Regions from separate parts of the Homo sapiens genome. Here regions 1 and 3 are each linked to region 2. Evidence: chromatin contacts called from ENCODE Hi-C or POLR2A ChIA-PET data. All regions are on one chromosome and are shown on one strand. The core of a region is the stretch at or near the end of the contact, and the rest is flanking DNA. Distances in the headings are between cores, read along the strand shown. Region 1 overlaps ACTR1A (actin related protein 1A). Region 2 holds the start of FBXL15 (F-box and leucine rich repeat protein 15). Region 3 holds the start of SLC68A1 (solute carrier family 68 member 1).

Evidence for each region. Hi-C counts contacts between places; a loop is a spot of excess contacts on that map. ChIA-PET counts read pairs that join two places held with the same protein, here RNA polymerase II (POLR2A). Pooled maps may share reads with other maps.
Region 1: a loop to region 2 is called in a map of B cell, with 9 times the contacts of the local background. The contact joins the enhancer-like site here to the promoter of FBXL15 in region 2. A Hi-C loop is called at or near these places in 28 of 168 maps with a recorded cell type or tissue (B cell, CD14-positive monocyte, CD4-positive, alpha-beta T cell and 21 more), 29 of 37 single-sample maps with no recorded cell type and 42 of 50 pooled maps. POLR2A ChIA-PET finds 5 or more read pairs at or near these places in 23 of 52 experiments (A549, A673, AG04450 and 19 more).
Region 3: a loop to region 2 is called in a map of CD8-positive, alpha-beta T cell, with 15 times the contacts of the local background. The contact joins the promoter of SLC68A1 here to the promoter of FBXL15 in region 2. A Hi-C loop is called at or near these places in 43 of 168 maps with a recorded cell type or tissue (B cell, CD14-positive monocyte, CD4-positive, alpha-beta T cell and 30 more), 35 of 37 single-sample maps with no recorded cell type and 42 of 50 pooled maps. POLR2A ChIA-PET finds 5 or more read pairs at or near these places in 41 of 52 experiments (A549, A673, AG04450 and 33 more).

Annotation. Positions count from the first base shown.
Region 1 is chr10:102,477,828-102,480,527 of GRCh38, forward strand. It overlaps ACTR1A (actin related protein 1A), which reads right to left. Exons shown (of 11, transcript NM_005736.4): 11 at 1,402-2,700. Among named protein-coding and RNA genes, the nearest start is that of SLC68A1, 18 kb to the left of the region's middle. Within about 2 kb of position 1,289, at least 9 of the 41 ENCODE cell types and tissues checked have a DNase peak (open chromatin) inside an H3K27ac peak, as active enhancers do; they include B cell, gastrocnemius medialis, heart right ventricle and 2 more, where a contact is called at or near this core.
Region 2 is chr10:102,419,407-102,422,106 of GRCh38, forward strand. It overlaps FBXL15 (F-box and leucine rich repeat protein 15), which reads left to right and starts at 1,430. Exons shown (of 4, transcript NM_024326.4): 1 at 1,430-1,776; 2 at 1,948-2,101; 3 at 2,381-2,700. The coding sequence starts at 1,724. It also overlaps a transcript of PSD not described here. RefSeq lists an enhancer at 1,348-1,817 and a silencer at 2,058-2,227.
Region 3 is chr10:102,460,137-102,462,836 of GRCh38, forward strand. It overlaps SLC68A1 (solute carrier family 68 member 1), which reads left to right and starts at 1,259. Exons shown (of 10, transcript NM_024789.4): 1 at 1,259-1,314. LOC124902493 (a long non-coding RNA gene) reads right to left here. Exons shown (of 3, transcript XR_007062270.1): 3 at 657-1,924. RefSeq lists enhancers at 778-847, 975-1,658, 1,659-2,341 and a silencer at 1,118-1,337.

The DNA of each region.
Region 1 (2,700 bases), core at 39-2,538, 58 kb after region 2:
TCTGTTGTAGACATTTAGCACCCCCCACCCCACCCCACACACACACCAGTTGCGACAAACAAATACATCTCCAGGCATTGCCAGATGTGTCCTGGGAGGCAAAATTGGTTCCAATTGGGAACCACTGCTCTAGGCCAATGGTTTTTTACAGGCTGCATGGTGATTAAAAATGTAGGCTGTAGGTTCTATGGCCTGGGTTTACATTCGGGATTAAGAAAGGCCAGCGCTGGGCACGGTGGCTCACACCTGTAATCCCAGCACTTTGGGAGGCCGAGGCAGGCAGATCACCTGAGGTCAGAAGTTCGAGACTAGCTTGGCCAACATGGTCAAACCCCATCTTTATTAAAAATATGAAAATTAGCTGGGCACAGTGGCAGGCACCTGTAATCCCAGATACTTGGGAGGCTGAGGCAGGAGAATTGCTTGAACCCAGGAGGCAGAGGTTGCAGTGAGCGGAGATTGAGATTGTGCCTCTGTACTCTAGCCTGGTGACAAAGTGAGACATGATCTCAAAAAAAAAAAAAAAAAAAAAAAAAGGCAGAACTTTGGAAAATTGCTTAATCTTTCTGTGGCTCCAAATCCTTATCTGTAAAATGGACAACAAAAGCACGTATATTTTGTAAGGTTATTGGGAAGATTAAATAGTTACCATTTGGCAAAGACCTGGCAATTTTCCTCCCAAGTGCAGGTTTTAAACGGAGAAGTGATTAATCAGGATATCTGAGTATGGGCCCTGGAAACTGCACTGTAATAAGCTCCTGGCCTTCTTCTTTTTTTTTTTTTTTTTTTTGAGACAGAGTCTTACTCTGTCGCCCAGGCTGGTGCGATCTCAGCTCACTGCAACCTCTACTGCCCGGGTTCAAGCGATTCTCCTGCGTCAGCCTCCTGAGTAGCTGGGATTACAGGCGCCTGCCACCACGCCCGGCTAATTTTTGTAGTTTTTAGTAGAGACGGGATCTCACCATCTTGGCCAGGCTGGTCTTGAACTCCTGACCTTATGATGCACTTGCCTTGGCCTCCCAAAGTGCTGGGATTACAGGTGTGGCGTGAGCCACCGTGCCCGGCCAAGCTCCTGGCCTTCTTATTCACTTGACAGTTTTGAGAATCTTTGATTTCAGGGATGTTGAGAGCTGCTCCTGTCATCTGGAGTTGAGTCTCACCCATGGGCTACAGTGTACACAGGAGTGGGACCTTCTGTTCTTGAACTTAGGCTGTGGTGTGATCACCCTTTTCTCTGCATCCACCTGACAGGCTGGGACTTGGGCTATGCTCTGGACAAGGCTGGCTGGTGCAATGATGCCCTCTAGAGGATGGATCAGGCCCAGTCACCACCTCAGATTCAGTGCCTGCTGCTCTTCCTCTTTCCACTTGGCCCTGGTGACAGACAGATAGAGGCCCAGCTGACGTGTCTATCGGAACGACTTTATTTCAGTACACTGGGCCCCACCAGGCAATGTGGTTTGTGCGAGGCTGTGCGAGGGACAGGCTTGGGCTAAGAGAAGGGAGGTGAGTTGGTTAAGCGCACTGCAGTCCGCGGGGCGCTACGTTGCTTTCACACATACCTGCTGCTGTGGCCCACACCTGGCAGGGGCCTTTGGTCATAGGACGGCGTGGGGGAGAATACTGTGTGAAGTCTGGGATTGGGGTGGGTCTTGGTGTCACAGGTGAGGGTGCCGGTGAAGACAGGCTGGCCCCAGCTTTGCACCATCTAGGCTGAAGGCCTTTGGACCACTCCTAGGAGTCAGGCCTGGCTCCATTAGCTCCTGGCACTCTGGTCTGGCCCACTCCCTCCTTAACCAAGCAGGTCCAAGGTCAAGAATGGCACAAGATCAGCCCAGAGGGGGCCTTCCCACCTCTACAACCTAGTCCCCTGGTCAGCTACAGTGGCAAAAGGCAACTTGGTAAATTGCAGCTTTCTCCAGTCTTAAGGGCACTGGCTCTCCAACACCCCTCCCTTGCTTAGGGGCCTCTGCCAAAGAAAAATTTTACCTCCTGTTTCAGAAAATCTAACCAGCAACCAGCCTGTTGATTCCAGGGCAGTGAGCAAGAGGAAAAGGGAGAAAGAGCCTGGTGGGAGTGTCTTTGAGTGTAGCTTCCAATCTCAAATGGTCCTGGAACCTGTGGACACTGTCAGCTCACCATCAGCTGGGAGAGGTGGGGCCCTGGAGGCTAAGCTTAGGTGCTGTAAACATTAGTGTAGCAAGGCAGGAGGCAGCAAGCTCCCTCTCTCCAGCCCCTAACTGAACAAACACTTCAATAAATAAAACGGTTTGAAGATGGCATTGCAACAAGAACAGATGGAAAGCGAGGTCCTGGAACCAGCAGGTGCCTTAAACTCTCCCAAGGCCCCCGAAAGGGGACTGGGCTGGGAACATTAACTCTGCAGCCATTCAGAGTGAGGACTGCTCCTGCCCTCCTCCAGTGGCCGGTGTGGTCCTGTTCCCTGGTGAACATGAGGGCCTCCTGCTCTCTCCTGACTCCAGTCTCTGTAATAGCTCTTGGGGTGCTTTTCCAGCCTCCCAAACCAAAATGGCAACAAAACCAGACAGAACTCAACCCCAGTCCCAGTCCTCAGTGTGCAGTCAGGAGGCATCGATAGTGGAGGCAGCAGCTGCCTGGGGCCTCAGGGCACCCTGGGGGTGGGGGTGAGGGTGGGGCCAGCCCAGCCTAGGATGGTCAGCAGCAAGGTCTCCCGGGGGA
Region 2 (2,700 bases), core at 180-2,679:
GCCCAGGGGTAAGAGGTTAGACGGGATGAACTAGGGACCGGAAGACGTGGGGGACCGGCAACCCTTGTGCCCTTGGCCAGGGTAGAAGGGGGCCCTGCTATTTTAAGAAAGAGCCGCTGGAGTTACTATGGCAACTACTCTCTTTGGGAGGGCCAGGGCGGGCAGATGGTGACCTCGGAAGGAAGAAGGGGTCTGTTCGGGCAGTCAGGGGGCGCGAGGACGTGCGAGGCGGGGGCGCGCGGGGCTCACCGCGGGGAGGGGCGGCGCGGACTCCGCGTGGTGCTGAAGGGGACAGCGCCAGATTTGTCGCACTGCGCAGGCGCAGAGGCGCGAACAAAGAGGGGAGGGGGACGAGGCGCGCGGCCGGAGGTGGTGCGCGCTCACGTGGCTCTATCTTTGCAGGGGTCTGTCCTCCCAGCTACCCCCTCCCTAAGCAGGCTGAGGAAGAAGAGATAGCAAGCCCTCACCTAACTTGACCCCTTTCTTGTCTCTCCCCGCTGCTAGCTTCTCCCTTCTCGCTGCCTTGCGGGGTGGGGAAACGTGGAAGGAATTCTGGGAAAACCAGATGTCTGGGTTCTCTATTCCCGTCTGGCTTGATTCTGGACAAGGGGCTTCCTCTCCAGGGCCTCGGTTTCCCCATCTTTAAAATGGACTGATAGCATAGACCTGCCCACCTTTCAGAGGTGCCCGAAGCCTTGACGAGATAACAGATGAGAAGTGGTTTTCGTTGTGATGAGCCAGCTGAAGCGGTTGCACCGGAGCGCCAGACCGTCAGCGGTGCAGTGGCTCTCGCGTCCTTCACATCCCCCCACACCCATCCCGTGGATGATGGGGGAAGGCACTACTCCTGGGGTTCCCCGAAGCGGATCCTGGGACTGGGACCTGGGGACGCGGTGAGAGGCAGCCCTGAAGCTGAGTCCAGAGGTCTGGGGCGTCATTGTCCCAGGGCGGACCCAGCCCCAGACCCTACAACTAAACCCAAGGCCAGCCGAGAAGCACTACCACTGGCGGGCTGAGCTGAGCTCTCATTCTTCTTAGGACTCTGGACCTTTGGAGGAAATGAAAGGGACCCAGTTGGAAATATAGTCTTTCTTCGCGCCCCCTACATCTCTCTCCCCCGGCGGAAACGCGGCCCAAACTGTTACGAAGTGGAAGAGGCTGGATAGCTCTTCATAATTAATCAGGAATGGGAGGTTTGAGCAGGTTTACTTGATGAGGGAAACATTATAGCCTCGCCAATTCATTCATTATTTCAACAATTACTTATTGAACACCTGCTACGTGGCAGACAGTAAGAGCCTGGATAGTTTCTCCCCGTTTTTCAAAGTCGCTAAACGCGACCAGAGGGCAGAGGAGAGGCCGGTAACCTAAGAGTCCTGGCTCCGCCCCCTCCGCGTTTGGCCTTGCCTGCTCCTCCCACCACCACTTCGCTCAGAGGCGGCTACTGGCTCAAGAGGACGACAGAAGCCAGTCTCTGATGCCCACCGCATTCTCCAGCTTCAGGCCTCAAGCCCTGTAGCCGAGAAGGCGAGGCCTAATGTTACACCACCGGTCTGTTCCGCCTCCGTTTCGGGGTCCACCCGAAAAGCTTTCAGATCGGATCCTCGGTGAGACGGCACTCGATTAAATAGGTCTGTCTCTACAGGCCAAGGAGGCGGGTTTGGTGCGGCCACTCCAAGGCCAAAGCGAGAAAATCTTACTGCGCACGCGCAATAGACAGCCGATGGAGCCACCGATGGAGCCGTCCGGAGGGGAGCAAGAGCCCGGAGCCGTCAGGTACCGAGCACCGGAGGGGCCGAGAGGGAAGAGGAACCTGAGGGAGGGGAGCCGAGCCGGGGCTGGGTCTGGGGGCCGCTCTTGGGAGCTGGGGCGCAGGAACATAACGGAGGCGGACTCGCAGGTAATAGTGGCCCCGGGACGCCAGTGCCAACGCCCCTTTACTCGCAGGTTCCTGGACCTGCCCTGGGAAGACGTGCTGCTCCCACACGTCCTGAACCGGGTCCCGCTGCGCCAGCTGCTCCGGCTGCAGCGCGTTAGCCGGGCCTTCCGGTCGCTGGTGCAGCTTCACCTGGCCGGGCTGCGTCGCTTCGATGCCGCGCAGGTGAGCCGGGGGCTGAAGCCCCGCCCCTGCCTGGGTACCGCCCCGCCTCTAGCCCAGCCCCCAGCCCCGCAGTATGCCCTTCTGGACCCCCTTGGGCCGCCGGGGCTGCCCGGAAGGGATCCACGCACCAAAGGGCAAATACTCGGTAGCGACTCAGAGGGAAAGTGGGGTCTCTCCTGGGAGAGCAGGAGGCTGCCAGAAAAGAACTCAGGTCAGGGGTGCATAGGCGGCTGAGGAGTGCGGGACGGGCTGAGAGTTGGGGTGCCTCCCCGCCCGCAGGTGGGTCCGCAGATCCCGCGGGCCGCATTGGCCCGGCTGCTGCGGGATGCCGAGGGGCTGCAGGAGCTGGCACTGGCGCCGTGTCACGAATGGCTGTCAGACGAGGACCTGGTGCCGGTGCTGGCGCGGAATCCGCAGCTGCGGAGTGTGGCGTTGGGCGGCTGCGGGCAACTGAGTCGCCGGGCGCTTGGGGCTTTGGCCGAGGGCTGCCCACGCCTGCAGCGCCTGTCGCTCGCGCACTGTGACTGGGTGGACGGGCTGGCGCTGCGCGGCCTCGCTGATCGCTGCCCGGCCCTGGAGGAGCTGGATCTCACCGCCTG
Region 3 (2,700 bases), core at 9-2,508, 41 kb after region 2:
TGAGACTCCATCTCTACAAATAATTCTAGAAATTAGCCAGGCATGGTGGAGTGAGGTGGTGGTCCCAGCAACTTGGGAGGCTAAGGTGAGAGGATCATCTGAGCCAGGGAGGTGGAGGTTACAGTGAGCTGAGATCATGCCACCACTGCACTCTAGCCTGAGCAACAGAGCAAGACCCTGTTTCAAAAAATAATAATAAAGAAGTCCCTTAGCAAAGAAGTGTTGGAGCTAGGGGTTGAGTTCCAAGTCCCCCATAAGGCAAAGGCCACAGGCTTTTTGCCCTGTGTCCCAAGGTAGGGGAACCAGGCAGAGCTGGAATGTGTGCTGTTTGCTTGCCCAAAAACCTATCCAGGCTTACAGGCCAATTGGGAGAAAACATAAAACATCCTCCACAGCCTACATTGAGCCAAACAAAACTTGATTTTGAGGGATTGTGCAGGTGTGGGAAGAGGAAAGACTCTTGTTATGGGAGTCAGGATAGCGGGTTCCACCTCGACTGGGCCCTTGCTGTTTGCGTGTCATTGAATCTCTCTGAAATGCAGTTTCTTCACATATAAAATGTGGATAAAAGCGCCTACCTCCTAGGAATGATGTGAGGACTCAACAAGAGAATGCACGTGTTGTTCTGAATGTAGTACGGTGCACATAGCAAGCACTCAGTACTCCTTAGGTTTTATTATTGCCGTTATTAATACAAAGAGGTTGTGCTGCATGGTTGCTCATTCAGGCCCTGGTGGCTGTTTCCCACCTTCAGCCCTGGCTCCTGTGGCTAGAGCCCTGGTGCCCACAGCTCAACCTGGACCTGTCCACCCTTGAAGGGCTCATGATGCAGCATCAGGGAGTCCCAGATCGAGCCGCTGACACCTCCAAGTCGGCTGCAGCTGTGCATCCGCTCAGACCACAAGACTCAATGGAGGATGCTGACCTCTCTTTGTTCTCCCAACGAGTACTAGGCAAGGAGGGAAGGAAGGTGAGCGCTTAGAAAAAACGTGTTGGTTTCAACTGAAATGACATTAAGCTATCGTGGAGGTAAAGGAGAGGGGTTGAGCCGGTCAGGAATCCAGGCAACCTGACCCTATTTGCCAGTGTCCGCTTTTAATTTTGGTCGCTAAGGGCAAGCGCCCGTGACAAACATGGCGGCGGCAGCCTCAGGCGCAGTCACCTGCCGGAGCTGCGCCCGGGGGCCGCGCGGAGCCAATCGCTGGGCGGGGGCGGAGGGAGAGGCTGGGGAAGCCCTAGAAGTGCGCGCAGGCGCATTGGCTCGCACCTGGCTCCCGCCAGCCGTGGGATTAGGCTTCGCCGGCTACGATTGCGGTGAGACGCTGGCCAGCGGCCGGGGCTCGCGGGCAGGAGCGGGCTGGGCTGGGGCCGATCTGGCACAAACGACAGACCCGAGGGGGAGGGGAATGCTTTGCGCTCTGGGAGTCATGGGGGCTATCTGCGGGGGTCTTTGGGGTGATCATATTGTGGATTGGGAGAGTTGTGTGGTCCGGGCGGAAGAAGCGGGGTTCAAGGGGGCAAGGGTGGAATCCTCGCAGAAAGGCTCTCCGGGGGTCTGGAGGAAAGGGATGCAGTGGGTCAAATAGCTCCCTGGTGGTCTGGGATCGAGGGATGCACTGGTCAGGTCGGGATCCGTGCCATTAGCATAAAGGCATTTAACCCTGGTGGCACTTGGGGAGCTTTGAAAAACACCGATGCTGGGCCCGCCCGAAGAGATTCCGATTTAACTGTTCTGGGTGAGGCCTGGGCCTCGGTATTATTGCACAGCTCCTCAGGTGATTTTAACGTGCAGGCGGTGGGGAGCAGCCCTACACGTGTTTCAGCACCAGCTATTGAGTGAAGAGCTCCTGGGCTGATCCCAAACTCCTCAGTGGCTTGGGAGGGGTGGGTGGTCCTGAGGTGAAGCTGTCGCCTCTTCTGGGACCTGTGGGGGAGGGAGAGGGAGAAGGTCCCCATCTCAACAAGTTGAAAGCTCATTTCCAGCCGGAGGAGGAGGATGGGCCCCCACCCCCCAACCCTGGTGCTAGACCCTGCTGTGGGGAGACTGGGCAGGAAGACAAGACCCCGAGAGTGAAACAGGAAACACAGCAGACAATTCAGGGGTCAGCTGCCTGTTGAGAAAAGGGCACATATTATACCTTTCATGTTCATTTGTTCATTTGGTATTCCTGAGGATAGGCAGAGAATGGAATTGTTTTCTCTGCTTCACAGATGTAGGAATAGACTCAGATAGTAAGTTAAAGATAATGTTCACACCTGACCCAGGGCTCCTGACTCCAAATTATGCCTCTTCTTAGCTTTTACCTCTGCACTAATGTCTCTTGTACAGTCTGATACCTCTCACTCCAGGGGCCCAGTTCGGCATTCTTGGTTTCCGCCACTAAATTCATCAACCTCCCCCACCCACCATAGGTTGGTTCAGAAATCAGGGAGATGTTGCTGCTTCCATCCCTTTCTAGTCTTTACCTACCAGGGGCCTGGTAGGGTGAAGGGGAAGAGTTTTGACACCTGCTAGAGGGCTTCTTCCAAACAGATCTGTCACTTCCCCACCCCCAGCGCCCCACCTGTTGTCCTCAGCATAGAATCTTGCACAAGGTTTACAAAACCCTTCCTGATGTGGCCCCTTTCTCCCGCGCTGCTCTGAGCTCTCTTCCCAGATTGTTTCTGTGTCTCTTAGCACAGTGCTGTGCACCCGGCGAA